Linked DNA regions of Mus musculus: regions 2 and 3 are each linked to region 1. The links are chromatin loops, found by intact Hi-C in ENCODE. Cell type or tissue: gastrocnemius. All regions are shown on one strand. Links, peaks and the distances in the headings refer to the core of each region. The heading gives the core; the rest is flanking DNA. Region 1 holds the start of Dad1 (defender against cell death 1). Region 2 holds the start of Mrpl52 (mitochondrial ribosomal protein L52). Region 3 holds the start of Thtpa (thiamine triphosphatase).

Region 1 (10,268 bases), core at 2,269-10,268:
GCTAGCTTATTCCTCGTGCTTTACCACTAATCTAACTGGGCTACCAGAGGGGCGATCGCGAAGACTAGTGGAAAGTCAGAGTCCCCAGGCTGAACGCAAGCTTAACCCTCAACACTCTCCCAGCTCCGCAGCCTTCTCATCTCTCAGCGCTCCCGGGGCTCCTGAGCGCAACCCATCCCTCCCTGGAAGCCAACCTGAAAGGAAAGGCGGGGAGTCTGAAGCTGTCCGCAACTACAGACAGTCCCCGGATCCTGGCCCGGACAGATAGAGACAGAAAGAGAAACGGACAGGAGTAACTCACTGCTGCTCCAGATCATCAGCCATAGTAAACAAGCCCTGCCGGGTCGAGCTGAGCCAGCCCATCCCTCCGCTCGACGCCAGAACCAGCTGACCCAGGGAAGTATCGGATAACAAAGGGGGCGGGGCCGGAGGCGGGGCCTGGGTCGCTAGCGGGGTTCTAGCGGGCAAAGTTGGCAGACCAACCGACTCAGCACATGGACAGCAATCAGTTGGGTGCTTCCTTCTGTTTGCTCCCTCTGGCCTGCGTCCAGGCTGAACACTACGGTCCCACAAAAGTAGGCTCCTTAATCCGGATCACATCCCTTTGGGGGACAGTGAGGGAGACAGGAAGACAGGTAGTTTAAAACTCAAAGTTCCTCACTGGAATGCCACCAGCCCCGCCTCCACACCTCCTTCAATTAAAGAGTGAAGGAACTGCTTTGCCTCTTGCTCACGTTCTCAAGCTTCCCTCTGTATCTCAGGTCACAGACGCTTCATCTGCCTTGGTAGTCCTATGGAAATGGTTTAGATGTCCGTGGAGTCATAAGGGTGCTTCCTATAAAAGGGCCTCGGATATTGTAACCCAAGATTTCCCGGTTCCAGAAATACAAAAAGCATGCTGCCTAGTTAAATTTTAGACAGCAAAGTTTAAAGCTAAGTAGGCTCCCTGTAGTATTTGGGGCATCCTGTATTCACAGCTCTAAGATGAGGGGTGACACCTGTCAGCATAAGCATTTCTCTGTTCTGGGGATGTCTTGCCTCAACCTACTTTCCAAGGAAAAAGTAGCAGTATCCTGCTTCCTTCCATTCGGTGGACCTCCCAGAGGAGGGCCAGTTAAAGGCCTAACGCATAAGGCTGGGCGTGATTAGGTATGTGGATATAAGATTAAGGATGTGGGATGTGAAGTGACTTAACCCAGAAGTTTTGAGCACATTTCAGGCTGGCTCGGCAGAGAGGCGGGACACATCTTGAAGCTGGCTTCAGAATTCACTTGAAATGGCAAAGGGGGTGTGGCATCCCTGGAGCCGCTCCCTTTCTGATTATCCACTGCAGTAGTTTAATCATACTTAAGGGGAAAGAATCTACTGAGGACTCTCTCTCTCTCTCTCTCTCTCTCTCTTACACACACACACACACACACACACACACACACACACACACGTCAAGGTGTATGTGTCCTGGGTTGGCCTCACATTGGATGTGTATCTGAGGATGATCTGTGCTTCCGAGTCTCCTGTTTCTATCTCTGGAGTGCTGGGATTATAGGGTATTCTGCCAGGCTTGTTGATTCAGGATTGTGGATCGAACCCAGGGCTTTCTGCTTGCTAGCTAGGCACTTTAGCAGTGGAGCTATGTTCCTAGTCCTACAGTATTTTTCTTTGGTCTTCTTGAAAGACCGAAGAGAACCTGAGATTTATTCTTTCCAGAAACACAATGTTAAACTGATCATTATAAGGGTTTAAAGTTGAAGAGAACTGGAATTTTCAGAAATGTCCATCCATGATTTTAGCCAAGCTCAGTGGTCCCACAATTCACTATACACAGTCATTGGGTAGGCTTGATAACAACGCAGCCTCCTGATTGCCATCCTCAGAATCTAATTCAGTTAGTTTGGTTTGAGGCTAGAAAGCTGCTTTTTTTTTTTTTTTTTTTTTTTTTTTGCATTGAAGGTGCTGGTGTTCCAGAAGACACACTAGTTAAACAAATAGAACCCATGGCCAGAAGTCTGGGTTAAGTTCAAGTTCTTAGCTTTGTCATTTATTTCCTGATCTTGGGCAAGTCATTTTGTCTGGCTGCTGCTGCTTCTGGAGTGTGTGGCTTGTGAGAATTCACTAAGGCAATTCAAAGAAGATTTAGCATATGTACTTTAACAATGATGTATCTTATGTCCAAAGCCAAACATTATGTTACACAAAGAATCCAATGATAAAAAGAAAGGAAGTCATCTTTTTTGGTGGTCCCCCCCCACAGACTCCCCAGGCTGGTTTTGGAGAGCTGGCAACTATGTAGTCAGAACTTAGTTCAAACTTCCCTCCTTCTAAAAGAGACCCCCATCATCAGGGCACCACATGACTTTAGTTTATTTTCCTCAGAACACCATTTTAAAAGGCTCTTGCATAATCCATACTCATTTGCCCCTCCTCCAGAAATTAAGTTTCAGGGGGGAGTCTTGTCTGTTTAGCACCCTGCTTTGCTCCCTGCCCACAGCAAGGTATGTGCTTGGCACTTGGTGAATGCATGGACAAGCAGGCTAGTAAGCATGCCTGGCTGACAGAATGAAGCATTAAGTGCTAAGAATGAAGTACTAAATTCTGAGGGTACTAAGTACTAAGTAGCTGACAGAATGAAGTACTAAGTTCTAGGACAACAAAAGCTCCCATAATCTGATAACCTATAAAATGTGGGTCCTTTTGGGAAAGGCTGATCAGGTGCGACTGGTATTAGGACTTTAGATTCTAGAACATATATGCAGAGAGCATTAGTATTCTGTCTCCACATGTTCCAAATAAGCGTTAGCATAGTTGTTTAGAAGGAAGAATTTCAAGTATATGGAAAATGTTCTTTATAACAAAAGTTATCCTAAGGTATTCCCAGAATTGATATAACTCAGGATTGAGTAGATCTTCTAGAATTATATACAATGAAATGAACTCTTGGTACCTACTCTAGACAGGCCTCTGGAGAGAAAAATGTATTCTCCCCTTCTTATCTTGAAGTCAAGACACATATGGAAGAATATATCCTATCTTAAAAACATATCTTTTAAAACATACATGATTTGATACAAAAAGAGTACATAAAGTACTGTACTTTTTTTTATTTTTTTTCTGGTTTTGTTTTGTTTTTGTTTTTTTTTTTTGAGACAGGGTTTATCTGTGTAGCCCTGGCTGTCCTGGAACTCACTCTGTAGACCAGGCTGGCCTCCAACTCAGGAATTCACCTGCCTCTGCCTCCCAAGTGCTGGGATTAAAGGCGTGCACCACTACTGCCGGGCTGATAATATAATTTCTTAGGAGAAAGAATGGAAGAATCACAGAGTATGCCCCCTCTACTCTCCCATATCTTATATTGTGGAGCACCTTAGTAATGAAGCCTCTAAGGTCTTCTCTGACTTCTGATTTGACTTAAAACCCAATGTGTCTTTGCCAGTCATCAGATTTACAGTGCTAGCATCATCTTTTGCATGCCCAAAGTATTGGAGCTTTGCAGTATGGCCGAGTTTTAATTATTTGGAGAAACAGAGGTCGTTCATGTCAGAATGAATAATTGTTAGCAAGTGCAAACATCTTCTGGGCATTTATCATGGGCTCTGGACTTTGCTGCTTAATGTTTGACATTATTTCATTTAACCCCAACGAAAACAGTGCTGTGATTCAGGTATTGTTATTTCCATGTCATGGAGATGGAAAATGAGACCATAGTGGCATATACCTGAAATTTCAGCACTCAGTAAGCAGAGGCAGGAGGATTGCAAATTTGAATCCATTCTGGGATACATAGTAATTTCCAGGCGAGGCTACATAAAGAAACCTTGTCAAAAAGAACACAAAGAAGGAAAGCAAGAATTAAATGTTAAGTGATCAGTCTCAAGTTAAGTAATTAGTAGTATGTAGAATCAAAGTTTAACACCCTCTTTGTCTGACTCTGGAACTTGAACTTTTATCTACTATCCCTCTGCACATGAGCTTTTTACACATAGTAATGTTCTGACTCACACTACTCAAAACCAATGACCGTATGAATCCCTATTGAGAGTTTAGTTATGTTCATATACTGAACACAAAACAAAACTTTTCCGTATTGTTAATTCAGGTAGCTGAGAAAATCTGGAGTTCAGAATGGCTTTGTCTTAGAATGAGTATGCTTGTCTCAATAAGTGATGTCTTGCATTGATTCTGTCTTCCTAGGGAACTCCTATGAAGATGTTAATGACAAAGATCAAAGGCTAAGACACTTCTGGAAGGTGCTGGGATGATGGCACAGGAACTTCTGGAAGAATTCATTACTGGATAATTAGAAACAGCCAGTTAGCCCATTTGGCCTTAAGTTGACGACCAGAGGAATCTGTTCTACTTGTGCTGAGACAGGGAGAAGGGTTCAATTGCAGATGCATTTCATATTATGTGGAGTAGGAACCCGTCTGGTTATCCTTCCACATCCCACCCACTCTACAGTAACACAAGAGCACAGAGGCTACATTTCTAGGAGTGCAAACTTCTCTCTTGTGAATATGGATTTACCTCTTTTAACAGACTAAGGCTTTCCAAAGACACGAGTGATTCACTGGAACCTGGGCAGGGCTATTTACGTCTTATTGGATTGTGGCGCTAAGTGTTTCCGGGCTAAATACAGATAACAAGCGACAGTAGTTCAGTTGCGGGTTTAGAAATGCTGCTCAACTAGTTAGGCAGGGCAGTTGGAAGTGTCTTAAACGCTGAAATGAAGTACCGGATTCTATGCGGGTAGACTTTTTAACTGAAAGATGAGATACTAGGTTTAGAAGGTCGGGTTATTGTGAACTTGTAATGGCAGTGCAAACCAGAAGGCAGAACTTAAGTTTTCTTCAGCTAAAACGCTAAAAAGCAGTTAATTGTACTTGTTAAAACCTCAAACTTTCAATTCTTTTTCTATAAAATGATTCAGAGGATCAGGTTGAAACAAATATGCTCTTTGGAGCCATTCAAGGAATATTATAACAATACCTGTTGTACAATGTCAGTTTGCTGCTGATCCTGACCCTTCACTCTACGCACAAGTGACTATCTCTCTTTTTAGACAGTGACTGATTAACCTAAAAATTCCTACAATATAACTACAGCTATTGGACCTCCTTGGTACTCAACGAGCGTTTGTTGAATGAATGAATACCTGCTGGCTTAGGTTCTTCGTGGGGCCCAGATTCAGCCTTCCAGTTCAGGATCCTGTAGAGGTCAACCCTCTCCCGCCAGTGTAAACCGGCGCTTGGCCCGTATAAGCATAGTTCTCACTGCGGAGGAACTTGACCTGCTCTAATGATCGGTCATAGGCATCTGAAGATAGAGCTTTTAAGAGAATTAGGGCCAGGCAGGTTAAGTCCCTGGACCGCCAGCTTGGTCTCTAAGCAGATTCCCAAGCTAGACCACTGAGGGGGATCAAAGAGAGCCGGAACTCTCTGGGAAGCGTCTCTGTCCGCTGTTAAACCTCTCCCCTTGTTCCGGTCACAAATCTCGTCGCCAGAGCAACAGAGGGCGTCAACAAACGCAGGGCGGAAATAAGGCTATAGTACACGTCTCCAGAGGGGGAGATAGGCCCTGCGCAGGAGCATTAATTTATTTCCGTTTGTAGTTCTCAGTCTGGGTATGCAGCCTGTGTCTGCGCATTAATTGTGACGCACCAAGGCTGGCCTTTACGCCGGAGCCAATTGGCCCGCCGGTGTGGGCGTGGCTAGGGCCCGCTAACGCGCACGCGCGAGCCACATCGTCTGTGGTCGTCCGGTATCCGAAGTCCCCGTGTTCGTCATGTCGGCGTCTGTGGTGTCCGTCATCTCCCGGTTCCTGGAGGAGTACTTGAGCTCCACTCCGCAGCGGCTGAAGTTGCTGGACGCCTATCTCCTTTATATACTGCTGACCGGGGCGCTGCAGTTCGGCTACTGTCTCCTCGTGGGCACCTTCCCCTTCAACTCTTTCCTCTCTGGCTTCATCTCTTGTGTGGGCAGCTTCATCCTAGCGGGTAATGATTCTGTATCCTGGTCATAATGTCCCACTTTGGCGCGCAGCTTCGTCCTCACGGTACCCTTTGGTAGTTTGTAGAAGGCCGTCGTCTGTGAAGTCACGCTTACTTCTTGGGATCCAGGAAGCAGGCTCAGAAATGTCACGTTTCTAATGCCTAACAGGAGTTGAAACTGAATATGTAAAGAAATAGTCTTCTGGTGTTCGTCGCAATTAATACTTCTCTAAGGAAAAATATCCTACCTTGATGAAACTTTAACACAAATTTAAAGTTGGTAGAGCTTTAAATTAAAATGCCAAGCTGAGACATTTCTATCACTTTGGCCTAATCCCTACTTCATCTAGGAGAAGACTTTGGTGATAGTATAGGAATATAAATATTAGTGACTGCTTGTGAGGAGGCAACCCAATTGATGCTGGCTTTTTAGTTGCCCCTACTTATTTCTGTGCATAATTTATGTGCTTTTTCTCTTTACCCTCAACTCAATTTTTATTCACACAATTGTGTATTAGCTCTTCTTTCTTCTACACATTTAATAACCTTACAGACTTCCAGGTTTAATGAGGATTGCCGCCATGGATTTCATCTGAAGTCTGACTTTTCTTGCCCCATGGAACTGAGAGAATACTGGGAACAGGTTTGGCTTAGGAATGTTACTACCAAATGTATCATGGTCAGTCAGCAGTGTTTTGGGGGTTTATTAGCAATTGTTTTCCTCAGTGAATTACAGCTGGTTTGGGCAGAGACAAAATATAGCATTGGACTTGTCTGGAGACTTGATTTAGTGTCTTAACATAAACCTCACGTCACATGTACACATTCACATTGCTAGGTCAGGCCCACTGGGAACAATTTTACTTTTCAGAACTTAAATAGGCCCCAGCCGACTTGTGCCCCAGTCAGAGCTAGAGCTGCAAAGTCAGCTTATTCAGTGGTCATCATAGTGTCTTTGGTTTTTGGTCCAGTTTCTGGAGGCTACACCCTAACCATCAGGATATGTTAGCACCATTAGCCAGGTCTGACAAACCTCTCTACTGTGCCCAGTACTGTTCCCGACAGAGAACAGTAAGAGGCTGAGAACCTCTTACTTATTTAGCCTCTGGTTATGGAAGTGTAGGAACAGAGTGGGGCTAACAGCTGATTTAAGTAAGGTCTCTCCTGTTGAAGCCACCCATCTTCACAAGCCTCTGAGTTAAGTCCTGACTTACCAGAACTACATAGAAAAAAAGTGATTTGCTGGAAAGTTAGGTTAGTGCGCTCACACTCTCTCTTTCATCCCATCTGTCTTTCTTTTTTTTTTTTTTTTGGTAGATGACTTTTGCTTTTTTTTTTTTCTTTTAAAGATTTATTTACTTATGTGAGTACATTGTAGCTGTCTTCAGACATAGCAGAGGAGTGCAGAAGATCTTATTACAGATGGTTGTGAGCCACCATGTGGTTGCTGGGAATTGAACTCAGGACCTCTGGAAGAGCAGTCAGTGCTCTTAACCACTGAGCCATCTCTCCAGCCCCAGCCCCAGCTTTTGCTTTTTTTTTTTTTTAATGTTCTTTTAAAAGTATTTTTGTGAGCATCTTTGTGTGCATATAATGTATTGTAAAGTGTCATTATGTGTCAGTGTGCATGTGTGTGTATATGGAGGTTAAAGAGCAGAAGTATTCATTGGCTAGACTGAACTGGCTGGTGGATAGAGAACTCTGGGGAGGGAGTGTCTTCCTGTTGTATGGTGTCTTGTCTGCCTCTCTCCAACTCTCTGCAACTCCACAGTTAAAGATGTGCCAGCAAACCAGGTCCTTATGCTTTGAGGCAGGCACTTTACCAACTGAAACACCTCTCCAGCTCCTAAGTCCTGTTTTTGTGCCTGTTGAGGCTGAAATGATCAGGTTTCAGTGGGAGGTATATATATGGCTTGTTATTGACTAGACTGCTTAGCAAAGGAACACTGTTAGTAGTGAGGTCATTATTAGGAGTGAGGGCATTATTAGTGAGGACATTATTAGTGAGGACATTATTAGGACATTATTAGTACTGAAGTCATTATTAGTAGTAAGATTGGTGTTAGTAGTGATATTTACAAATCTTTTAGGTAACAGGGAATAGGGTGAGAGAAATAAAATTGGGTTTAAGGAAAAGAAAAAGTTTCTGATAATTCATTGTTGCTGAAGAAAGTTATCATTTGCATTCTCTTCCCTTCAGTGAACTCAGGGTATTTTGTCACTGAGCTAAATTCTCAGATCCATTCATCATCCACCCACCTATCCATCCTTTCTTTTTTTTTTTTTTTTTTCCTTTTAATTTCTTTTTTTTTTTTTTTTGAGACAGGGTTTTAATGTGTATCCCTGCCTTGCTGGAACTGTAGATTGGGTTGACCTTGAACACAGAGATCAGTGTACCTCCATGTTCTGAGTGCTGGGGTTAAAGTTGTATCAGCAGCCTGGCTGCCATGTTTCTTTTGACAGTATTCATTTTACTAAGCCCAACTTCTTTTACTAGGCCAGATCATTGCCTGGTAACTTGTTTGGCCTTCGCTCACATTGTTGAGACAGGAGACCTCAGGCCTGGTGTTTTTGACTTTTCTGTGGTCTTTGGGAAGAGACTGGAAGGGGCAGCTTTGGTGAGGGAGGTTATAGGAAATTCTGGGGGAGGATTTTGAAAGACCAAGTGGCACTAATGCTGGAGCTTTGGCCTGTTTCTGTAGGAGATCATCTGAGAATTAACAGTGACAGCACAGGCAGATAGATGGCTCAGTGGGTGAGGGTCCTTGTCACCAAGCCTGAGCATCACCTGAGTTTGATCCCTGGGGCCTGGGTCGGGAGGAGAGAACCAACTCCTGCATTCTTCTCTCACCTCCACATGGACACACTCACACTAAGTAAAGCGTAAATAGCATGCACACCTGCTGTCCAACAACAGTTCTCTTTTTGGAAGTGAAGGGGCAGACTTGAAGTTGATGTTAGTTGCATGTCCTGGGGGAGGGCCCTCTTTGGATTGAGTCTCTCCATGCTTTTGGCTGGTTGTTTCTTTTGCATGTACATTTGCTCTTTAGAAATTGGTTAGGACACTGTAAATGAGTTTAGAATGCTGGCATCAAACATCTGAATCCTGAAAAGACACAATGCTGTCTTCTGTTTCCTCATGGCTGGGTGGCTTATTCAGGGTCTCAGGAAGGGACTTGAGGTGAGAGGGCACTAGGGATGGGCTTGTTCAGCAGCGGATAGTGTAGTAGGTTTTTAGAGGACCTCAGGGAAGTCATTTTCCTTTCTCAGCCATGCTCAGCAGCTGTCTTTTATCTTCCTGTTAGCTATCACTAGAGGAGGAACATCTGTCGAGTCAGAGTTAACATTCCAGTGTTGGTAGTCTTTGTAGTTTCCTTTTGTACCTAGCTGGGATCTGCTCATCTCAAGAACTGTTTAGGGAGATTAAGTGGCAATTAGTTAAGTCTGTCTTTAAAGTAAGTCTTACTAGGCAGACACGCCACCACTGAGCCTCGTCCCTAGTCTGTGAAGTCATTGTTTTAAGTTACTTTACAACTTTGGTTCGTCCGTACTCAAGCTTAGGAAACAGTTTTATGGGCCGGAGAGATGGCTTAGTTGGTTAGAGTGCTTACAGCGGTGAGTTCAGATACCTAGCACCAATGTCAGAAGCTAGGCATGGTACCTATGCCTATAACCCCAGTGCTGGAGTGGGGGTGGGAGGCGCAGGGCAGTGTCTAAGAGGATTGCTGAGTCTTGCTGCCTGCCAGCTCAGGTTCAATGAGAGACCCTGTCTCAAAGGAATAAGGATGAAAGAGAGCAGGACACCCAATGTCCTCGGCCTCTGAAAGTATGCACACACAGGCACGTGCATCTGGACACACGTGCACACACGCCACACACACATATACCACATTCATGTCTCTGTCTCTCACACACACACACGACGACATTTACAAAGTAAAGTTTTAGTACTCGCAGTTAAGAAATCACAGAGGAGTTTGCATTTGAGAGACACGGAGACTAACATGGAGTGTTTTTTGTCTCAAGGAAGCCATTGGCTTATGTGGACTGGGGTGGAGCTACTTTAGGGAGTGTCCTTTGATCTTTGGATTCCTCTCAGCTACTGTCCAGGAAATTGGGAGTTTGCCAACTTCGTGGCTGATTGTCTGGTTTCTAAATGTCCTATCCATCACTTTTTTATTCTCGGTGTCTCAGGCTGCTTCCTAGCTTTGCAGCCCGTGCGTGGTATCTCTTTTAGCTTGATCTGATTTGCACGCCTGATCATGTTACTTAACCAAATTTGTCT
Region 2 (10,676 bases), core at 1,675-9,674, 170 kb before region 1:
GTGGCCAGGCTGAGCCCCGCTGCTCACAAGAAGAGCTTTGTGTGCGCGGAAGTTCGGCCCGCCGCGATCCTCGACGCCCGGGCCAGCGGCCCGCACCGAGGGCGGTCCAGGGGAGGCGGGTACAGCTTGGGCGCCCCCGACGCCCCCACTTGGTACGGATGCGTCCGTGCAGGGCCTCGGGCACCTGAGCGCTGCCAAACTGAAGGAACAACTCGCGTGTGACACCGGCCCGGACGGCGCGGAGTCCAGTGTCTCTGAGGCTCCCGCCTTGTGCCACAGTGCGCGCAGAGCTTGGAAAAGCGAGGCCCGGGCCCCGCTGCAGAGTTCTTCCAGGGAAGGGAGGAATGGGAAAGAGTCGGTGGCGGCGGAAGGGGGGTTGTTGGAGGCAGGCAAAAGTTGGATCAACTTGCAAGTTTGCAGATGAGGGGAGAAAAAGAAAGGCTGGCGCAGCAGAGCCCCCCCAGAGCCCATCTCTCAGCGGGGGCTGTCCCCTTGGAGACCCCCGGGCTCGCCTACCCGGCGGGCGAAACTCCGGGAAGGGCCGGAGGAGCTCACTTACTTCGGGGCTGAAGTTGCTGCCTTGGGCCCAGCCGAGGGAGGCGAGCGCCGTGCCAAGCGTGAGCAGGGGGAGCAGGAGGCTGCGGGAGGGTCGAGGGGCGGGAGACATGGTCCCCGGCGTCGGGGCGCCGGGCGGTGCGGGCTCCGCGGCGGGGCCCACGCCCTGGGGTCGCGCCGCCTCTCTTGGGGCGCCTTTGTCTTCTAAAGGAACGGAATGTGGATTCCTAGAGCGCGGTCGGCTTGGAGGTGAGGGAATTGCTCCTGGAAATGTCTGTTTGCTCTTCTCTTTTCCGTTTTTTGATCTTTCTTCTGCTTAGTCGGCGAACTGAGTTGGAAGCCCTCTCTGCTCTCCTTTGGTCCCTCCCTTCTCCCACAGCCTCTCCTCCGCCCCCGCCCCAATGCCCTCCTTTTTCGGTGGGGACGTGGTGTTTCAGCTCGAATCCAATTACAGCAGGAGAGAAGGGGAAAAAAAAGTTTGTCTTTTCTGTGGTGCAGGCTGCCATCTGCAGGGGTTGAGGCCGCAGCCGGCAACTAACTAGGAGCCTGGGTGTCCCAGGGGACGGGATGCGGAAGACTTTCTCTTCCTAAGCATTTTTTGGGTGGCCTGATTCCCGTAGTATTCAGCATGTCTCACTTGAGAGTGTTTAAGTATTGGGAAGCCCGATGGCTAGGAATGGTGGAGACATGAAGTCTAACTTGCGAGTGAGGAAGGTTGGGAGAAGGGACATTTACTAACAAGAGGGTTGTATGCTGAGACCTGTGGACAGCCTCCTTCTCCTCCTCTTGCCCCAAAGTTAAGACTGTAACAAAAGCCACATGCCCAACAGCCACCGCAATTACTTTGAATTGGGGGACCGACCCCTTTATTAATGGCTTTTACAATCTGGCTGTTCTATTAAGTGTGAACTGCCTGGGTAGGAAAGGGCTTCAAGGTCACAGGATCGGGGGAAGCCCGATGGATAGAAGTGGTGAAATTTGTTGGAAGAGGAAGGAATGGGAGGTAGGGTTTTGGAGTTTCCTTTAGTCTTTACAGTGGAGACAGTTCCTTCGAGCGCGCAGCTTCCGTGATGGCTGGGCAGGGAGAACAAAAGGAGAGGCAGACAGGGGAGAGGGAGGCCAGGCTGCGCTGGCTCTCCGAGAGGGAGACAGATAAGAGGTTGACAACTAGATATGGAAACACACCAGCAGTGGGACAGAGGCAGGAAAAGTGTGGGAGACAGAAAACTCGACCATCAGCGAAATGTAAGATCCAAGAATTGCATTTGGTCAGCGAGAGGAAGGCAGTGGGGAGAGGGAAGGAAAGCAAGCAAGGGAAGCGGTAAGGGAAGGGGGCAGGAATAAAGCCAGGTAGGAAGCTGCAGAGATCCACAGCTGCCAGCTTTGTGGTGGATGATGGGAGCCAAACACGGAGCACTGGAACGGGAACAAAGGTCCTTGCCTCCAGAATCCAAGGGAGGCTCACGATCAATACAATGAATGGTTGCTAGGTCATGGGCAGCGACCTTGTGTGTGGGGGTGGGGAAGCAAGGACCCTCTTTAACCTCTGGAACTTAAGTCTGATTATTACTCCTTCAGCAGAAGACCCCGAGTTTAATCCTTCCTATATCTGCCTTACAGTGTGAGTGTCTCCTGGACCATGTACCCAGATACTAGCTGCTTGTTAAGAAAGGGACTTCTAACAGGTATGGTGGCACATGGCTTTAAATCCAGACAGAGGTGGGAGGATCTTTGTGATTGCCAGACAACTTGGTCTACCTGGCCAGTTTCAGGACAGCCAGTGCTACCGTGAGACCATGTCTTAAAAAGGAAAAAGATCCTCAGGTGGAAAGACCTTTTCAAGAAAACATTAAATGCCAACTGTATGCATCTGAGCTGTGCATGGTCTCTTAGTGACAAGAGTATGAGGGTGAACCAGGGAAACTGCTGCTGCCCCTTTCTTCTCTCACAAAGCAGTTGCTTGTGGTTGATTAAAAATCCCAAGCAGGCCAAGTGATAGGTGGTGGTGTGCTTAGCTTTTGTTAAGGCTCTGGGCACGTTCTTCAGCACTAGGGGCAAAATGATCCCAGAGCAAGATCTGGCTGAACTGGAATGGGGAGGACTAAGGGCACTGGGCCAAGCCTGGCAGGCAGTGATTTTAAGGTCTTTTGCTATCAATACAAGTGGTGGGGAAAATGACTTGATAAAGCATTCAGACTATAGAAAAGAAAGCCAGAGAGAGTCTGGGAAAGTGGGGCAGGAGCTGCTTTTTATTGATTCGGAAGTGGGCTTCTCAGTAAAGTCCCTTTAGGTTTGAGATCATGTTCCTTCTTCCTTTCTTCCTGCAATTTCTGCTGCCTGAGCTTCCATGCCTGTATTCCAGCATCCATTTCCTGTGTCAGCAGTACAACTCGTCTCTGAAACAGACAGGAAGAGAGTAGGTGACATCTGGGGCTCAGGCATATGTACCACTGAGCAGGTCTCCCCCTCCCCCCCCAAAGCCAAGTGTTCAGCTGGATACTGATGCATCACGCTGACGGTGTGAAGCTGAGGAAGGTCAGCTGTTGGTTTCTGCAGAGTGCCCCGCTCCAGTCTTCCCTTCTCAGTCGTAGTAAAACATCAGCTTGGCCAGGTAGGGGGATACATCCTTTGATCCTAGTACTTGGGAGGTGAAGGCAGGCCCATCTCTTGTGAGTTTGAGGCTGGCCTGGTCTACATGCCTCATCGAAAGAAAGAAAAGGGACTGGAGAGATGGCTCAGAGGTTAAGAGCACTGATTGCTCTTCCAGAGGTCCTGAGTTCAAATCCCAGCAACCACACGGTGGCTCACAACCATCTGTAATGGGGTCTGATGCCCTCTTCTGGTGTGTGTCTGAAGACAGCTACATTGTACTCATATAAATAAAAATAAATAAATCTTTAAAAAGATAAGTTAGTTGGGTGTAAGGACTGGAGAAATGGCTGCTGCTGGTGTGCCTGCCTAGCAGGCAGGAAGCCCTGGATTTTATCCCATGCACTGCCAAACAGTAGCTCAAGTACAACACAACTTAAAACAGATTCTAATTTATGGGGCTGTAGAGATGGCTCTCTGCTCTTGCAAGGGACAAGGGTTCAACTCCCAGTAGCCACCCCAGAGCTCACAACCATCTGTAATTCCAGTTCCAGAGGATCTGACACCCTCCTCTGACCACTACAGGTACCACGAACACATATGATGAACATACATTGATACAGGCAAAACACATGTATATAAAGTAAAAATCAATCTTAAAGAAAATGAAGATAAATGATGATTTAAATTTTCCTCCTCCAGTCATAAACACAGCCTTTGGCAGAGTCCCAGCTACTCACTGCAAGCTTCTCCCTTTGAGCTTTTCTTCGAAGTTGGCCTTTCATTGGGGGTGCAGGGCGGCCATCTACAGACAAAAGTAAACAAAAGGCATAGTGTTAAATGTGGTCTGGGGATCCTGTCCAAACACTGGTGTGATAGGGATTGGAGAAGAGTAAGCCCCTAGCTCCACTTTTCCAGGTCACCCTGACTATGGTTGGTTGGGTGGATGCTGGCGTGCGTGAGGCTGTAGGTTCAGGGCCCAGTTCTGCTCATCAAAAACAATACTGAGGAGGATCCCAGTTCACAACCACAACTAAAACTCACCTAGCCTCAGAGGTGAGGTCCAACAGAATCACGAAATGACTTCATAGGCACGCTCTTCCTATCATTTAACCCTGTCATTAGCATGGACCTAGGGCCGTCTGCCAAGCTGAACTCACTTTTCTCTTCAGAAACCCTTCACTCAATGTGTCTCTTTGCTAAACTTCATCTCATTGTATAATGAAATATAGGGTTTTTTTTCTCCCTCACTCTTGATTTTTGAGGCAAGGTTTCACTATGTAGCCAAGGCTATCCCCTAGCTCTCAGTGCTTCTGCCTCGTGAGTGCCGATTGCAGGCATGCGTCACTACTCTCTTTTAATTTTGCTTTTTTTAAAGTTTTATTTTTATGTGCTTGGGTGTTGTGTTTGTATGTATGTCTGTGCACCATGTGGGTGCCTGGTAAAGGTGGAAGTGAAAAGATGACATTGGATCCCCTGGAACTGGAGTTACAAGCAATTGTGAGTCACCCTGTGGGTGTTGGGAATCGAACCCATGTCCTCCGGAAGAACAGGCACCGCATTTTAAAGGCATCCTTCAGTCCATAAGTTTTTTTTTTTTTTTTTTTTTTAAAGAGAAAAAGACTTCTCTGTACTGAGTCTGCCATTTCAGACTTGTAGGGATCTTCGGTGTTCTTTTCAGCAGCTTTTCAAAGAATTCCTTGTACATTTGCAAACGAATTGTCAAAATACACTCACCACACATGTGAGAGTTTTATCCTTCTGAGAGGATAAAAGTCATACATACTTCCAAGCCCAGAACAGCCCACGTTAGTATTTCCTTATACCTTCAGGATACGATCCTGACAGCTAACTTTCCTTAGCCAATTACTATTTCTTGATTGATACACAGGGTCTCATTCTGTAGTTCAGGATAATCAAGGATTCCTTACATAGCACTAACCTCACAGCAATCCCTCTGCCTCAGCTCTCCAAACCTAAAACCTCAGGGGTGAACTAACACCCGGCTACACAGTCAGGCAAAGGTAGAGCTGCAGTCCTCCAACTCAAGTAAAAGGTTCACTATTTTCCCAGACACGCCCCCAACCCTTACCCCGGTGGTCTCGGAGGAAAAAAAACAAAAACAAAAAACCCTTGACATCAAGGCTCACCCGCGAAGGACCAGTCAGGGAGCTCCGTGAGGGGCCCATAGCCGGAAGGGTTGGCAGCCAGCCCTTGCCTGGGTGGGGGAGACAGTGTGGGTGAGGACGCGGCGGGATACTAGGTCCCGCCGCGCCCCCGCCCGGCACGGCACTCACTGGAGTCGCCACTGGCCACCGGCCCGCGCCACTACGCTGCAGTGCAATCTCCGGACACCTAATGGAAGAGCAGGGAGTTAGAGGGCTGGTCGCCCCGCGGCTCCCGTGTCCCCAACCCCACAATCACTCACTGGACAGCCAGGTCCCTAAGGCAGCCATGCCGGAGCAAGGGAACCGGAAGTGGGCGTGGCCCCGGCAGCCACGCGGGACGCTGCCGGGAAAACCGGAAGCCGACATCTTGAATGTGGTTTTCAATCGCCGGTCCCACCATCTTGCGTTATCGTACGGAAGTGGGAGTCAGCTGTGGGCTGAGTGTTCTGAACAGGAGGAACTGCCCCGCGCGTGCATCTTGCACCCTCCGAGGTGGTTGAGATACCTGTGACCGAATCCTTCGCAGCTGTTTCCAAGTCCTTTCCCGGACGTTCTCCAGACTTGGGAAATTTAGGGTAACTCAGAAGTGTCGCATCCAACGAACCTCATTGTGCAGCCTTCTGCTTCATTTTAACGTTTGTTTTCTGATATGATCAAGTGTAGAACGAGTTGGAAAAATTTGGTTCTCATCCAACGGAGTCGAAGAAGTGGTGAATGGGTTAGGAGATTATAGGGGTAGCTAAAAAACAGTCCAGATAAGGCATTTGAGTCTAGGAAGACAAATGATCACAGACATGACTAATAGTGCAGCCCAGTGGTGGGAAGGGAAGTATATGTCATTTGCAAGACTATGTATGGAAGCACGGATCTGAGGACACTGTTAAACATTTTTTTGAGGAAGTTGTACTGGTGCCAGTTATTATTTTTTTTTTTTTTTAAACAAGGTCTCACCATGTAACTATGGTACTCAGTATGTAGCCTAGGTTGGCATCGAACTCATTGAGATACATCTGCCTCTGCTCCCGAATGCAGGGATGTAAGGTGACTCTGATTCTAATTTTAAACCACACATTCTCATGAGTTAGGTATACTTTTTGAGTGGATTAAACCTGGAAACTGAAGTGCTCCCAAACCAAACCTGTTGAATCCAAACATGATGCTACGATGGAGAATTACACACCCGAAGTCATGACGGAATTTTTGTCAAAAAAAATCAGGTGCACTAAGGGCTGGCGATGATGCTGTGGTGGAATACTTGTCTAGCATGCTTAGACTGTGGATTCATCCTTAGCATACTCAAAAATAACATTCAGCATGAAAGAATTTTATGCTTAGAATTCAGGTCCATCCCCAACAAACATATATTCAAATGTTCCCAAATCAGGCATTTCTGTATTAAGGGCCCAAGAGTTGGACAGATTCCCTGGTAGGCAGACAGATAAAAGACCATGACTAGATAATGATGAATTTCCACGATGTCTGGTTTCTTCCTCTCCTCCTAGCCTGAGACAAAAGCCTGGCAGCATAAAACAAAGAATCTTGTGGGCTTTCTCTCCCTCCCAGTAGATCTGCTGATAGACTGACTCCAGGAATTCAAGGCTGGATTGGTACATGTTCCAAGACAGTTGTGGGCCAATCAGCCATCCTTTTTCTCTTTAAATTTACCAACCCTAAATTAGGGGAGGAAAACTTCAGAGACTTAAAAACTCCAGCCTTGGAAAAGGACTAGATTTTCAGTCTTCTGAGTCCCCCTTCTTGGCTTTGCAAAGGCACTTTTCTCTGTGTGTGATGCATGTATATGTTGCTTCACCCTTCAATAAAGCCTTTCTTCAGTTGCTGATTCTGTCTGAGCTGTTTGCGATGTTGGAGATTTCTCCACTGCTACCTGTCACATCTGAGGATTTCCTGCCTATTAATTCTTTAGCTGACAGTAGAAACAAGACCGATCAAGGCCCGTGATGCTAACAATACCAAGCATTTCAAATAAAGGATATTCAACCTATAAGCTAGAGCTTCCTTTCTCCCCAGCACCTCTTTTGAGATAGGCATCTTGCTAAGTAGCTCTGGATGACCCAGTGCCTGCTAGGTAGCCCTGGCTGCCCTCAATGCTCCTGCATCAATCAGCCTTTTGAATACTGGGATTACCAGTTAGTACCACCATGCCTGGCTTGCTTTATTCTCTTTGGTATTTATTTTTGCCTTTGAGGAACTCCTTTTTCCTTCCTTTCCCTTTTTTATTTCCTCCATCTTTCCTCCCTAGCCTTTCCTTTCCCATTATGAGACAGGGTCTTGCTCTGTAACCCAGACTGGTCTAGAAACTCTTGAGTTCTTAGTTCTCTGTTACAGGATATTTGATTATTATACATTAGAAAACCTAATTGCTAACGAAATACAGAAGCTGTCAGATGCAGTTGGGTGTGTCCTGAAGGGAAGCAGTTAGGGTGTGCCTCTAAAAGTTTCAAATAGATAAGATACTAAAGAATAGGAAGTTTCACCTATTTTAAGGCAAATTTCTTTCTTTCTCTCTCTTTCTTTCTTTCTTTCTTTCTTTCTTTCTTTCTTTCTTTCTTTCTTTCTTTCTTTCTTTCTTTCTTTCTTTCTTTCTTTCTTTTTTTTTGGTTTTTCGAGACAGGGTTTCTCTGTGTAGTCCTGGCTGTCCTGGAACTCACTTTGTAGACCAGGCTGGCCTCGAACTCAGAAATCCGCCTGCCTCTGCCTCCCGAGTGGTGGGATTAAAGGCTTGTGCCATCACGCCCAGCCTAAGGCAAATTTCTTGGGAGAGGTCTTATGGTCTTTGCTTTATGACTCTAGGTAAAGTCAGCTGGATGGCTTCCTAGGCCCCTACTGACTTGACTCGGAGCCCCCTCGCTGTGAAGGTGTGAAGGTGACCTGGTTCAGCCTTCCTTGAGTGTGGGGCTAGAGACTTACTGCAGTTGGGCCTTTACTAGCTCTCTCTCTTGGCTTGGAAGAGCCTTAGTTAGGGACGGAGCTCCAGGTAAGAGGGATTTTCTCTGGGCTTAACCCCAGAGAAGCAGTTGTCAGGACACTGCAGTATTCTAGGGAAAAGAGCTCAGGAGCCCTCTTGGGTTTGGAGGAGCTCAAGAGAAAGGTAGCCTAGCTGGGTTGTCTGACAAAGATAGAGATTTCTAAGGAGCTAGCAGTTTAGTTGTAGGATCAGGCTCATAAGTAGATATTTTGTATATAGTTAAGAAAATAAAGTTACCTTACTGAGCTAGCAGGATTTTACCTGTTCCCACCTTCCATGTCTTTATTGGTATAAATATTAAAAAATAAATAAATATTACTGTTCTGAAAATATTTCAAGGGTGATAATGTAAGCCAAAATCCTTTATGGCAAGACTACATTGCAGGGTTGCTGGGCTAGATATAAACCCAGGCTAACAAGGGCAAGGCGAGCAGGAGTGGTGTGATAGCCTGTCTTCCGAGTGTATCAAGTCTCTCATTTCCTTTTGTAAGGATGAGGAATTTTTACCCTGGAAGTGTTTTGGAGTTGTGCTTTGGAAGAAGGGAAGGGTGGATCCTGGTTTAAGAAATAAAAACTGGGGACTGGAGAGATGACTTAGAGATTAAGAGCACTGGCTGGAGTTCAATGCCCAGCAACCACATTGTAGCTCACAACCATCTGTAATGAGATCTGGTGCCCTCTTCTGGCCTGCAGGCGTACATGCAGGCAGAATGCTGTATACATAATAAATATATCTTTGTAAAAAAACCAAACCGATAACAAAATGGTGCAGGATGGGACTGACCAAAAAAGACCAGACGAAGAACAAAAGGAAATTAACTGAATGCCGCAGATTGCATTTCTCCTCCCCTACTCAAAATAAAACAAGGGAGAGCAGGGCCCGGAGACCGCATGCGCTTGGGAGGTGGGAGTAAGGGATAAGTTCCAGACCAGCCTGTGATACAGAAACCCTGTCTGGAAAATTAAAACAAAACATACCACGAAGTTTATAAGGTGTGAACATAAGAGTACTACTATGACATAAACCCTCCTCCTTTTTTGAGATGGGGTCTCAGTAGCCTAGGCTTAGCTTAGAGGTCATTGTGTGATATAGGTTGGCTTCAAATTTGCAGTGATATCTTAGCCTGAACCTCCTCCTGCATGCTGAGACTCCATGTGAGAGCCAGCATGCCTGACCCCATCCCTTATTTTTTAAACTTGAGTCAAGAGTCTCGCTGAAGTTGCTTAAACTGGCCTAGAACTTTGTTTCAGTTCTAGGCAGTCTGCCTCATTTCCCAAATAACTCCCAAATAACTAGGAGTAGAGGCCTGGTAGTTTATTTATTTATTTATTTATTTATTTATTTATTTATCTATTTATTTATTTATTTTTTGTGTGCTCTGGGGTCTTGAACACGCTAGGGAGGGTCTCTACCCCTCAGCACCACACACTTGTTCTTCTTTTCTTTTTTTTTTTTTTTTTTTTTTAAATTTATTTATTGTATGTAAGTACACTGTAGCTGTCTTCAGACACCCTAGAAGAGGGCATCAGATCTCATTATAGATGGCTGTGAGCCACCATGTGGTTGCTGGGATTTGAACTCAGGACCTTCGGAAGAGCAGTCTGTGCTCTTAACCGCTGAGCCATCTCTCCAGCCCTTGTTCTTCTTTTCTAAAGATTTACGTGTATTGGTGTTTTGCCTATATGTATGTCCATGTACCATGTATATGCCTAGTGACCATGGAAGCCAGAGGAAGACATGAGATTCCCCTGGAACTGCAGTTATAGATCACATGGGTGCTGGGAATCAAACTAACTTCTACAAGGATGCTTTCAACTGTGAGTCCTTTCGACAGCCCCTTCTTTACCTTTGCTTTTCAAAGACATTGCTGCTGCTCTTGGCAAAGGACCAAGTTTGAGTCTCAGAATCACCTGTCACTCTTGCTCCACGGAATCCGACCTACCTAGCCTCCGAGGGCACCTGTACTCAAATGTGTACACACACACACAATTAAAATGAACACAAATCTTTAAAGCCACTTCTACACAAATAATTTCATATGCTTTTCTTACTAAACCTACAAAGGAGATTAGATAGCTCTGTATACTTTTCTTGAAGTTTTTAAGACTTTAAGATTGAAGCAAATGTGGCCATTGGAGTAGAAGGCCCAGTAGTAGGATGTATATTTGCCATGTGTGAGGCCCCAGTTTGATCTCTAGCAGTAAACACACACACACACACACACACACACACACACACACACACACACACGCACGCACGCACGCACGCACGCACGCACGCACGCACACACACACACACACACACTTGCACAAAATGCATGGGGTTACTTTTTTTTTTTTTTTTTCTGGAAGTGTCAGAATAGAGAAAGTGCCACTGT
Region 3 (10,676 bases), core at 1,037-9,036, 840 kb before region 1:
GAGCCATGATGCAGGAGCTGCAGGCCTTTCTGGAGTCCTGCCCCCCTGATCTTCGGGCTGATTGTGCCTCAGGCATTCTGTTGGCTGCGGAGAGGTAAGTGACAAATGGCTTCGAGTCAGAGGCTGCGGCCTGGGGAGGGGCAGTGACAGCACTGATGAGCCATGTCCCCTAGGTTTGCTCCCAGCAAGCGATGGCACATAGACACCATCCTGCACGTGCTGACCACGGTAAGAGGGGGCCAGGCAGGGAGTCGGGCAGGAGTTGGCAGAACGCTGACTTGGCCACATCCACCCCTCTCCAGGCAGGAGCCCATGTGAGGGATGACGCAGTGGCCAACCTGACCCAGCTGATTGGAGAGGCCGAGGAGCTGCATACCTACTCTGTGCGCCGTCTCTACAGTGCCTTAGCAGAGGATATCTCCCAGGTATCACTCCTGTCTCCCTAGGTCCAGCTGGCCAGCCTTCTCAAATTTGAATGCTTTTCCCCACATGCGGAATTGACAGAAGATGGCCAAAGACCAAGCCCACCTTTACTTAAGCTTCTGTCCTGCCCCTGGTGACTACAGGCTGCATCTCCAGATAAATAATTTTTATTTCCTTTAGGCTCCATGTCCTCAACTTTCTAGAATGCCTACCTCTCAGGCTGTCTTTGAGATCACATGAGATATATTAAGTTTGGCACATACAGTCATTTATATTATTACCTTCAGTGTCCAGTGGACTAACAGGGGCCACCCTAAGATATCCATAACTCCCTTTGTCAACTTAAGTAGAGTAAGTAGAAACCATCCCTGTTTTCTTATGAGAGCCTCTCAGGGCTCTGTCATGTGGTCAAGCCATGTAGTTCTGGTACTCGCCCACCAGAGGGCATTAGTAGCCAAAAATGCTAAGATGGAGCCTGCTACCAAACTTAAATTTCCCTCCTCTACCCTGCCAACCCAACCTTCTTTGCCCTGCAGTAAAGAGACATCGTAGGGTTTAGAAGAGGGGACCTCACCCCCTGCCCCAACCCCAAGACCAGCCCCTCAGTGTCTCATCTCCCATCCAGCAACCACTGGTTCAGGTGGCAGCCTGGTGCATTGGCGAGTATGGGGACCTCCTGCTGGAAGGTAACTGTGAGGAGACGGAGCCTTTTCAGGTGAGACCTGAGGAGTGAGTGATACCCTGGGGAGGATTCTCCAGGACAGACATGACCTATTGTCCACACCTGAAGGTGGAAGAAGAGGACGTGCTAGCACTGCTGGAAAAGGTGCTGCAGTCCCATATGTCCCTGCCAGCCACTCGGGGCTACGCCATCACAGCCCTCATGAAGCTGAGCACCCGACTCCGGGGAGACAACAAGTAAGAAGGGAGCTCCCGTCCCTTTAAAGATGTCATTTCCGCCAGGCCTACTAAGTCCCCAGGCACGCATCCCTCTCCCCGCCTAGCCTTAGGAATCTGCTTTTGAGCCACATATATCAGGGGTCTCCTTACTCTGTGAGGCCTCTCCCTTCCCTCTCATCCTGGAGTGGAAGAGCAGGCCGACCGCCACTGCCTCTCACAGGCCACACGGTGGCCCAGTCGTATTCGCCAGGTGGTGTCCATCTACGGGAGCTGTGTGGACTTAGAGCTGCAACAGCGGGCTGTGGAGTATAACACACTCTTCCAGAAGTACGACCACATGAGGTGTGTCCTGAGGCCTGCAGGTAGAACTTCAGACTCTCTACTCCCAGGGCGCTCTTCAGAGCCTCTCTTGGGGGGGGGGGGGGGAACGACTCACCTCCCATCCATAGTGGATGGCAAGCTGGTTTCCCATCCTCATCTGTTGTCGGAAGACCAGCAACTGGCTTCCTGTCTTAGGAAGCCAGGACGGCACTTGTGACCCTGTGTGCCACCGCCCTGTGTCCTTGGTCTTCTTCCCAAATGCTTCTGTGAGAGCATGTGCTTCATACAGGAACCCTTGCGTTCCATCCCTTCAGAGCCGCCATCCTAGAAAAGATGCCTCTTGTAGAGCGTGGTGACCCCCACGTTAAAGAGGGAGGGAAGGAGAAGCAAACGGAAGCCCAGCCCTTGGAAGTGACAGCCCCTGCCCCCACAGAACCCCAGGTGAGGAGGTGGGAGGACCTGGGTAGAGAAGACTTATGTGGGTGTTCACACCCTGCCGTGACCTCCTGCCCTTTTTCCCAGGCCACCAAACTCTTAGATCTACTGGATCTCCTGGGTGACACTTCAGAGCCTCTCTCTTCTGGGCATGCCCAGCATCTTCCTCCTCAGACTCCTTCCCCAGGGGAAGCCTTAATTCATCTCCTTGACCTTCCCTGTACACCGCCACCCCCAGGTAGGCCTCAGCTAAGGGAGAAACATTATAGAAGTGGGGTGGAAATGGGTCTTTTCTCTCTCTGAGCCAAGGATAGGGACACCCATCTCAGTAGGCAAAGGTCCATGGCGGTCCCATCTTTAATGTACTTGTACTTCTCACCCCAGTCTGCAGGCCTGTTTCCACTCCAGCCTGCACTATCACTTCCCACTGCCCACTCTATTGGTCTCTTCAACTCCCCAAAGCCTTCCACCTCAAACCCTTAACATTTCACGTTCTTTACCCAACACCAAAAGGACTGCTACTAGCGGATACTACTCACTCTTCAGCTAAATGCCATCTGTCTACCCTCTCCTGTTTAACTTGGTTCATCACGGCCATGATTATCTTGTATTTCGTTCGATGTTTCTCTTTCCCCAACTAGATGGCCAGCCCAAGCCTTAGCTTGTCTACTTTTATCATTAGATCCGGGGCAGCTGCAGGGTCAAGACTGGCTCACTCCATTTTTACTGGCTGAGTGGCTGGGTGTTTTATCTTAAGCCCATGCACTGAGCTGCCTCTCTCCCTTCTCCAGCTCCCATCCCCAGTGTCAGAGTGTTTGAGCGTGAGGGCCTACAGCTGGATCTTTCTTTCATGCGGCCCTTGGAGACCCCTGCTTTGCTCTTAGTCACTGCCACCACCACCAACTCCTCAAAGGAGGATGTTACCCACTTCGTTTGCCAGGCAGCTGTGCCCAAGGTTTGAAAACAGTGGGGTTTAGCCAGGTGTGATAGTTGGTGCCTGTAATTGTAGAACTTAGAAACCTGAGGCAGGGGGACTCATTGTTTGAGGCCAACCTGCCTTAACATAGTGACTTTGAAGCCAATTTGAGCTACACTGTTTCAATAAAAGAAAAAAAAAAAAATAGCATTCAGAGGTAGCCAGGGAATTTCAGGAGAAGAGGCCAGAAAGAAATGGAGGAGGGTGGGAGGCAGAGTATAATGGGAAAGGAGTGATTGTGTTATTGGGGTGTTATCCAAAAATGTTTGGGAGCCACGGGATGTGGAGGACTGCCTGAGCCCAGGGGCCTTACAATGCTCTGCCCAAATCTCCCATGTTCAGAGTTTCCAGCTGCAGTTACAGGCCCCCAGTGGGAACACAATTCCAGCTCAGGGTGGTCTTCCCATCACCCAGGTCTTCAGAATCCTCAATCCTAACCAGGTGAGTTGTCAGACGCTGCGGGTAAGAGGGACGAAGCAATAGGAGACCTGACCCTGGTCTCTGCTTGCCTGTTTTTAGGCACCTTTGCGACTTAAGCTGCGCCTCACCTACAACCACTCTGGCCAGCCAGTACAGGAGATCTTTGAGGTGGATAACTTGCCTGTGGAGACGTGGCAGTAACCGACTGTGGTCAGTGTCTGGCCTGGGTGTCTCCAGGCTCCTGGTGTTCAAGGAACGGAAATAAAGACCCACGTAAATGGCGAAGTAAACTTTATTTAAAGGCAAACTGAGCGTACAAATTAGAAGTGCTCTGTAAACGGGTGATGACCACAGTCTTAAGAGCCCAGGGCAGTCACCCGGTGTTCCTTTAATAAAGTCTCAGGGAACGAAGGTGTTAGCTGTGAAGTGGCATAATTTGAGTGATTCTCTGTTTTCATTGACAGGCTTGGATTCTGTCAGCCTTTCTTCTCTGTGCGTAACCCTTCCCATGATGCAGCTGACTTTAATCATAAGCTAACTCATTCTGCACAGGCATAGGACGGTCCATAGGGAGTTCTCCTCAAAAGGTCACCCAAAGATCACAGGTTACCCCAAACCCGTTTAGGCCTAATCAGCTCCCTACTTTGGGGTATGTCCTAAAGTGTTTGAATAAAACTGTCCACAGAAGGGGAGTTTTGATGGCTGCTGGGGAAAGAGAGATTTACTGTCTGAAGTGGGCTCTAAGTGCTACTCGATACAGGCGGGGTCCTGGCTGCACTGTTAGAAGAATGTGTGTGCATGGTGCGTGCAGCTGAGGGTCCTAAGATGCCAAGTGGCAGTGAGATGAGAGGTGTGCATAGCTCAAACCAAGTGGAGTTCCAGGCTGCTAACCTGTTCCCTAAGCTTGCCTGCCTCATAACTGCCTCGGCTCCTCTCAAATCTTTCTGCACCCTCAGCTTGGGACACAACCCTGAGGGCCACCAGCAGGTGGCACTCAGACCCTATATTTGTCAAGGCAATATAGAGAGCCTGCCTCCTCCCCAACAAATAAAGTCTATGAAGCGTGAGAAGGGAAGAGAGGCCTGTTTTGACCTAGTTGAGAGAAAAAAAAATGTGTTAAGAGCAAGGGTGGTGCCTTCTCCACAGGAAGTATGACTTCCTGAAACCCTAGGAACCGGTCTCAACAATGACCATTTTCTTTCTACCCCTCTCTGGGTTGGAGAGCAAATGTTCTCTCTAAACTGCCACACTGAGCACTCTACCCTCCCGGCACAGCAGCAGGCCCTGAATTTCTAGATCCCTTAAGGAGTTCCTAACCTTTTCCCCACCTTCTTGCTCTTCCCTACACCCCAGGGCAGGGAAATCCCCGCTGTTTCCCCTCATCTCTAACTCAGCTGTAAGGCGGCTTCAGAGCCTCTGGCAGAATCAATGGCATCGACCAAGGGAGGGGGGGGTGGCAAGGGATTTTCCTGTGCTTAACTACTGATCACGGCTAAGTGGAAATCCTATAAACACGAGCGGAAATCAATGGAGGCTGCTTAGCGGCCAGGGGAGAGGGGCGGCCCACAGATTGCATCTGACGGATGAGGGAAGCAGCCAGGGAGGGCTCCAGGAAGGATAGCTCAGAGTGGGCGAAAGACCAGGCAGAGCTGGAGGGGAAAGTGGCTCCGTTGTAAGGGAAAGGAGCACCGTGGGTCCGGATGTGAATGGCGGCTTCAGAGTTACCTTCCCTTTTGGAAAGTGAACGCTGTTGTCAGGATGCTGAGTCCCCTGTGGCCTCACCAGAACTGGCTGCTTCTAGCAGGCGCTGATAGTCCAGAGGCCTGAAGCGCTGTAGGTATACCATGAGCTTGGCTGGTGCCTCCTCCTGTGCTGGCACTCCTGCGGGCAAGAGGACAATGAGGAAAGAAGCAGGTGGAGCCCTCGGACATGCTTCGGTTCTGTTCCCTGCCTACCCAGCCAGGACTCCAAAGTCTGCAAGGCAGTACTAAAAATCCAGAGGCCATCAGGGCAGTTTCTCCAACCCACCCATTCCCTGCAGAAGTGAAAACCTCCCTGCAAAAACCCACTCGGGTTGTGTGGCTGGAAAGCCACCCAAGCGCCTCTCCTCCAGCAATGAGAAATGGTAGAGAAGCATCCTGTGCCACGGAGACAGGGGAGCCAACTCACTTCATTTATTACCGCTTTCTCCCAATCAAGATTCAAGCCCATCTAGGCAAGCCAAAGCTCATTAGCTTGGTAATGGAGCACAGGCAGCGGAGTACAGAAGATAACCAAGTGCTATGGGAAACAGAGGAAAGCAGGGGCTGTGGAGTGGCGAGTGGCGTTCACAGAACCTCAACTCTAACGGCCTGATGCACACATCGCTAATGGACAGCAGCCTGCTGACCCACAGCAGGGAAACTCCACGGGTGGTCTCCAAGGAGGCTCAGCCCTCCAGGGCTGTCAGGCCCAGTGCAGTGCACAATCTCAGAAGTGTGCAGATGAGCTATTTCAGAACTAGGCATGGAAACAGAAACATCTGACAAAGAGTTCACCACTGCCCCCGCCCCCCATACCAGTGTCATGCTCAGCCAAAAGCATGGACAACGAGGTGTGGCTACCTACACCTGTAATGCCACAAGCTTAAGGCCTTTCCTGGGCTACATAGAAGACCACAGAAAGAGCCAAGGGAATAATAACCATGTAGGAAGTTGAAAGAGAAAAGAGAAGTTTGTGGGAAGGATCAAAGCAGAGACCTAATAAATAGAACTAGGAGAATTAAGTGATAACCAGGATGAAGATTGGGAACCGGGAAGAATAAAATCCAAATTAGCTACTAAAGAATTGGAAAGGATTCTTATCAAAGTGTAAACAAATTAGATTTTCAAGAAAATCTCTACAAAAAACAAAAAACAAAAGCACATAATTAAAAGGTGCCACATGCCTTTAATCCCAGCACTTGGGAAGCAGAGGCAGGCGGGTTTCTGAGTTCGAGGCCAGCCTGATCTACAGAGTGAGTTCCAGGACAGCCAGGGCTACACAGAGAAACCCTGACTCGAAAAAACAAAACAAAACAAAAAACCAATTTTCCTTACAAAAATGATTTCCCTCCACTCCTCTATGGCTCAGTAAGGACCTGCAGTGAGGTTAAGTGAGAAAAAAGGACAGCCCAAAGGGCCTGCCTGTCTTCCTCACCCACCATGTTCCTGAGCATAGAAGGGCCTGCCTCCCTCCCCCACCATGCTGCGCACACAAAGACCTGTCTCCCTCACCAAGCATGCTACTGACGGTGATGATCTTCTCTAGGGCAGCCGGGACTTCAGCCTTCTCGTGCACCATGGCCTCTACCTCACCCACAGCATAGCCGAAGTCCGCTGAATCCAAGTCTATTGTGAGCTGAGGCTCCTGTCCATGGGCTCCAGATAAGGCCAGCTTCCAGGAGCTTCGCGTAGTAATAAAACTAGCCACCTCCTGCAGCTTCAGCGAGCCCAGGACAGCAGCCACACCTGCAGGCTTCTGCTCCCCAGACCCGAGCAGTTCAAAGAGCTGGGCCACAATCGCAGCTTCCGATGTGACTTCCACATACTCATTGTGAGGTCCTGAGACACCTGTTACTCCAGGACATTTGAGCTCCCATCCACTACCTTCTCGTTGTCGCAGCCAGTGGTCAGACAGCATAAGGCTTAACTCAGAGGTATCATAGTATGTGTCTCGGAAGGTGACCCGGTGCTCCAGGGTGGCCCCCAACTCCTGCAGCCTTTCCTCCGTGTCAGGCCCTGGAGCGAACTTTCGCTCCACTTCAATCAAGCCCTGGGCCATATTAACCTGCAACCCTGTTTGCCAGGTATTCACTGAGTGCTCAAGGTGAGGACTAGTCAGCAAAGACGGACTAGTCCTGGATCAATTTAAGATGCATATACACTGTCCCAGAGCTCTGCTCCAGGTTCACAGGGCTCTACTTGGAGGTCTCTGCGGGCTGCAACAATGGTGACAAGTCTCCAGTTAAATCCTACTACTGATAACCCAAAAGGCTCCCTAGCAAACAGGCCGTAATGCTGATGACCTATCTTCTCGCTACACCTTGCTACCCAAGGCCAGTGATTCACTGCCCAGGATGATCTGCCATTCTTCGCCTAGCACCAAACAGCGGTACCTCGGGACACTCTTCAAGACCCCAGGGTCTCCTTCTCCCGGGACCCGGAAGTGGGGGAAGGGTGCCCACGCTACACCCGCGAGGAATGCCGGGAGCGGTCTCCGGCTCCGGACCTTAGTCCAGGCTCTTTACGCGCGAGACCGGTCCCAGCACTAGCGGCCATATTAGACCGGTGTGGCGGTGCCGATGACAAGCTAGGCCTGAGAGGTCTGTTAGGTTACGTGCGACCCAACCCGGTGGGCAAGAGAAGAGAGAGCTTCCTCTTGCCCGCTGTTCATCCTGCATTTTTCCTGGAGCCCAGGAATCGGCCAAGATCTCGAGCCTTAGCGTGAGCCTGGCATCCTGGGCCTGGTGCATGATGGGAGATGTAGTTTCCAAAGGACCACCTCACCTTTCCTGCCCACCGATCACTAAGGAAATCAGAATTAGTTTCAGCAAGCGGGACTCTACCTCAAGCTCTACAGGAAGGCTTTTGGGGGTGGCGAACGGGAAGAGTAGTTCCCAACCCCTCCCAGTGTAGACAGTGAATGCGACTGATAAAACACAAGCTATGGCTCCCCACTAAGTGGGGAGTTGTAATGGTTAGTGGAGTAATTCAGTGGTCACTTGGAATATTTTTTATAGTTGTTTTGTCTTTTGTTGCTTCTTGTTGTTTTGACACAAGGATCTCATGTAACCCAATTTGACCTGGAACTCCTCATTCCTCTTCGAGTGAGTGCTGGGTTACCTGTGTGAGCTGCCATGCCCTTACCTCTATCCTGGGATTTTCGAGAGGATAAATGGGAAACTTTCTGTCAATGGAGGAAGTGATGTTTTGAATGTGAATTAGAGATGTAATGGGACAGCTGGAGTGATGGATGCTCAGCACTTAAGTACACTTGCTGTGCTTACAGAGCTGGGATTACCTTCCCAGCACTTAAAGCGCAGGTGGCAACCTCTTTAACTCCAGTTACAGCGGGGTTCTTACGCCCTCTTCTGGCATCCTCCTGTACTGTACTACAGACAAAATACTGGTACATGAGAGTGTATGAGAGAGAATGAATGAATGAATGAATGAATGAATGAATGAATATGGTGGGATTTCTGGAGACCTAGGTGGGAATAACCGCCTGGGTAAAAGCCCAGAAACTAGCTACAGCACCTAGCCAGTATCTAAGCTGACGATGGCTTGAAGTGCAATTGAGTGGCGGGTTGAAAAGCCATGAGTGAGTGGCAGACTCAGTTCAACAGTCGCGGAGGTGGCATTGTTGGGAGTACGAGCAGTAGACAGGCAGAGTGCTGTGCTGCTGCTGGTTTCCCACCATCGGGGAAGCTGAGGCAAGAGGTGACAGCTTGCGGAGAGCCTGAGCTACAGACTGACTTACAGCCCCTCCTGGGCCAAGAGTGAGACAGGCAGGGAGCATCATGGGAACTTGGCACTTACAGACATGGCATTTTGAGCTTAGGAAGGCATTAAACAAACTCCTGCTTCTGGTCTATGGGTTGGATCTTATAGAACACAGAAAATACCAGTGCTTCAACAAGACTGAAAAGTAAAGCCAAGGATCTGAGTGGGGAGGGAACAAGTCCGAGACCCCATCTCTTCTCATTAGCCCAAACCTCACCCGTCCGTCCTCTTTTGTAGACCCACTTGCTCCTGGCCATGGTACAACCACCCTCTCCCGCTTCAGTTATATGAGGATTGAAGAACCAGTTACAAACTTTATTTACTGTTACATGGTAGAAACTCAAAATATTGGTTTCATAAGAAAATATGCCACGCAGCAAGCTTGGGCTCTGGAGACCACTGAGGGTTTACATCATGGGACTATTACTTATCGGCCATGCAATCTTGAGCTGGGAAACCTTATTTTCCTCTAATATAAAATATAAAATAAAGTCCTGTATACTCTGCTTTACAATCTTTTTTTTTTTTCTAAGACAGGGTTTCTCTGTGTAGCTCTGGTTGTCCTAGAACTCATTCTGTAGACCAGGTTGGCCTCAAACTCAGAGACCCACCTGCCTCTGCCTCCCAAGTGCTAGATCAAAGGCGTGTGCCACCACGCGCAGCTTCGCTTCAGAATCTTAAAATTTAGAATATAAAACACTGATGAGCTGTTAAGGAGAAGGAACCAAAGCCTCCCATCTCCCTTCCCAACACTGAGTTAAGAACACAACAACACTGAGAGAAACACTATGAAACTGCTATGAAACAGAATGTTCTAGTAATCAAACGGGGGGGGGGGGGACGATAAGACTAGAAGAAGGGAGTGAAATAGGGATGAACCTCCTGAAGGCTCTGCGAAGCAATAGTGCTTTAAAATAAAACAACACCCAGCACTTGGGAGGTAGAGGCAGAAATCTAGTCTATAAAACGAGTTCTAGACAGCCAAAGCTACCCATAGAAGCCCTGTCTCGAAAAAAAATTTTTTAAATAAAAATAAAACACACTTCTGTAAGCAGGATAAAGAGGAGGGAACAAGAGTTTTAAGGGACCTGCCCTTTTTGCAGGCATAGGGTAGACCTACTGCCTGAGTCAAGGAAGAAGCCTGTGGATATGGACGGTCTGCCCCGCCCTGAGATCTTGGCCCCCACCCAGGTCCCTGCGTCCTGGGACACCGGTTGACTCCGCTAGCTGTCTATAGAGGGCGGACACCTATAGACTACAATTCCCAGTATGCATTGCGGCGGGCGGGTCGCTGCACCTGCTCAGTGGGGCTGCCCCGGGCGCCTGGGTATTGATTATTCCATTGTGTGGGACGCCTTGGCTCCAGCCAGTGAATGAGGCGGAGGAGTGAGGGCTTGAAGGAGGAGGGCGAGGAGGAGGAGGAGGAGACAGGGAGCAAGCCAGTGCCCAGGGTGAATCAATGGAAACCCACTCACGAAGCCGGGAAAACACTTCAGCCGCAGCCAAATAGCATTGATTATTTTCTTTCACTTCCCTCACCGCCGTGAATTTATTTATTTTTCCATCTCCGTCCCTGACGCCCCGGAGCGAGCGCTGAAGGGAGGGAGGAGGAGGGGCAAAAAAGGAATCAACACATCGGAGAAGTCCCTTCCAAGAGCCGCCCCCTCCCCTCCCCGCCT

The links. Peaks named below come from ENCODE experiments on the same cell type or tissue, not always from the same donor. Only the 100,000 strongest peaks of a DNase experiment are listed, where the experiment ranks them.
Region 2: it touches region 1 in a loop (2.5-fold over the local background); 7 of 42 quality-filtered maps call a loop at or near these places.
Region 3: it touches region 1 in a loop (4-fold over the local background); 2 of 42 quality-filtered maps call a loop at or near these places.

Annotation. Positions count from the first base shown.
Region 1 is chr14:54,249,353-54,259,620 of GRCm38, reverse strand. It overlaps Dad1 (defender against cell death 1), which reads left to right and starts at 5,692. Exons shown (of 3, transcript NM_001113358.1): 1 at 5,692-5,989. The coding sequence starts at 5,779. It overlaps Abhd4 (abhydrolase domain containing 4), which reads right to left and starts at 338. Exons shown (of 7, transcript NM_134076.3): 1 at 302-338. The coding sequence starts at 324. In gastrocnemius, for the core only: no CTCF peak of the experiment used is centred there; a DNase peak (open chromatin) is centred at 5,683; H3K4me3 peaks cover 2,625 bases; H3K27ac peaks cover 1,948 bases.
Region 2 is chr14:54,421,857-54,432,532 of GRCm38, reverse strand. It overlaps Mrpl52 (mitochondrial ribosomal protein L52), which reads right to left and starts at 5,624. Exons shown (of 5, transcript NM_026851.2): 1 at 5,573-5,624; 2 at 5,442-5,499; 3 at 5,295-5,362; 4 at 3,885-3,949; 5 at 2,783-2,951. The coding sequence starts at 5,600. The coding sequence ends at 2,805. It overlaps Mmp14 (matrix metallopeptidase 14 (membrane-inserted)), which reads right to left and starts at 935. Exons shown (of 10, transcript NM_008608.4): 1 at 560-935. The coding sequence starts at 667. In gastrocnemius, for the core only: a CTCF peak has its summit at 8,990 (motif pointing left); DNase peaks (open chromatin) are centred at 1,689, 2,656 and 5,638; H3K4me3 peaks cover 2,413 bases; H3K27ac peaks cover 1,626 bases.
Region 3 is chr14:55,092,060-55,102,735 of GRCm38, reverse strand. Thtpa (thiamine triphosphatase) reads right to left here and starts at 7,952. Exons shown (of 2, transcript NM_153083.5): 1 at 6,730-7,952; 2 at 3,741-5,356. The coding sequence starts at 7,276. The coding sequence ends at 5,229. Ap1g2 (adaptor protein complex AP-1, gamma 2 subunit) reads left to right here. Exons shown (of 22, transcript NM_007455.5): 12 at 1-94; 13 at 174-228; 14 at 303-425; 15 at 1,049-1,138; 16 at 1,214-1,341; 17 at 1,561-1,665; 18 at 1,959-2,085; 19 at 2,167-2,317; 20 at 2,871-3,034; 21 at 3,398-3,496; 22 at 3,575-3,901. The coding sequence ends at 3,676. It also overlaps a transcript of Zfhx2 not described here. In gastrocnemius, for the core only: a CTCF peak has its summit at 4,451 (motif pointing right); DNase peaks (open chromatin) are centred at 1,066, 4,455, 5,864 and 7,761; H3K4me3 peaks cover 1,854 bases; H3K27ac peaks cover 1,895 bases.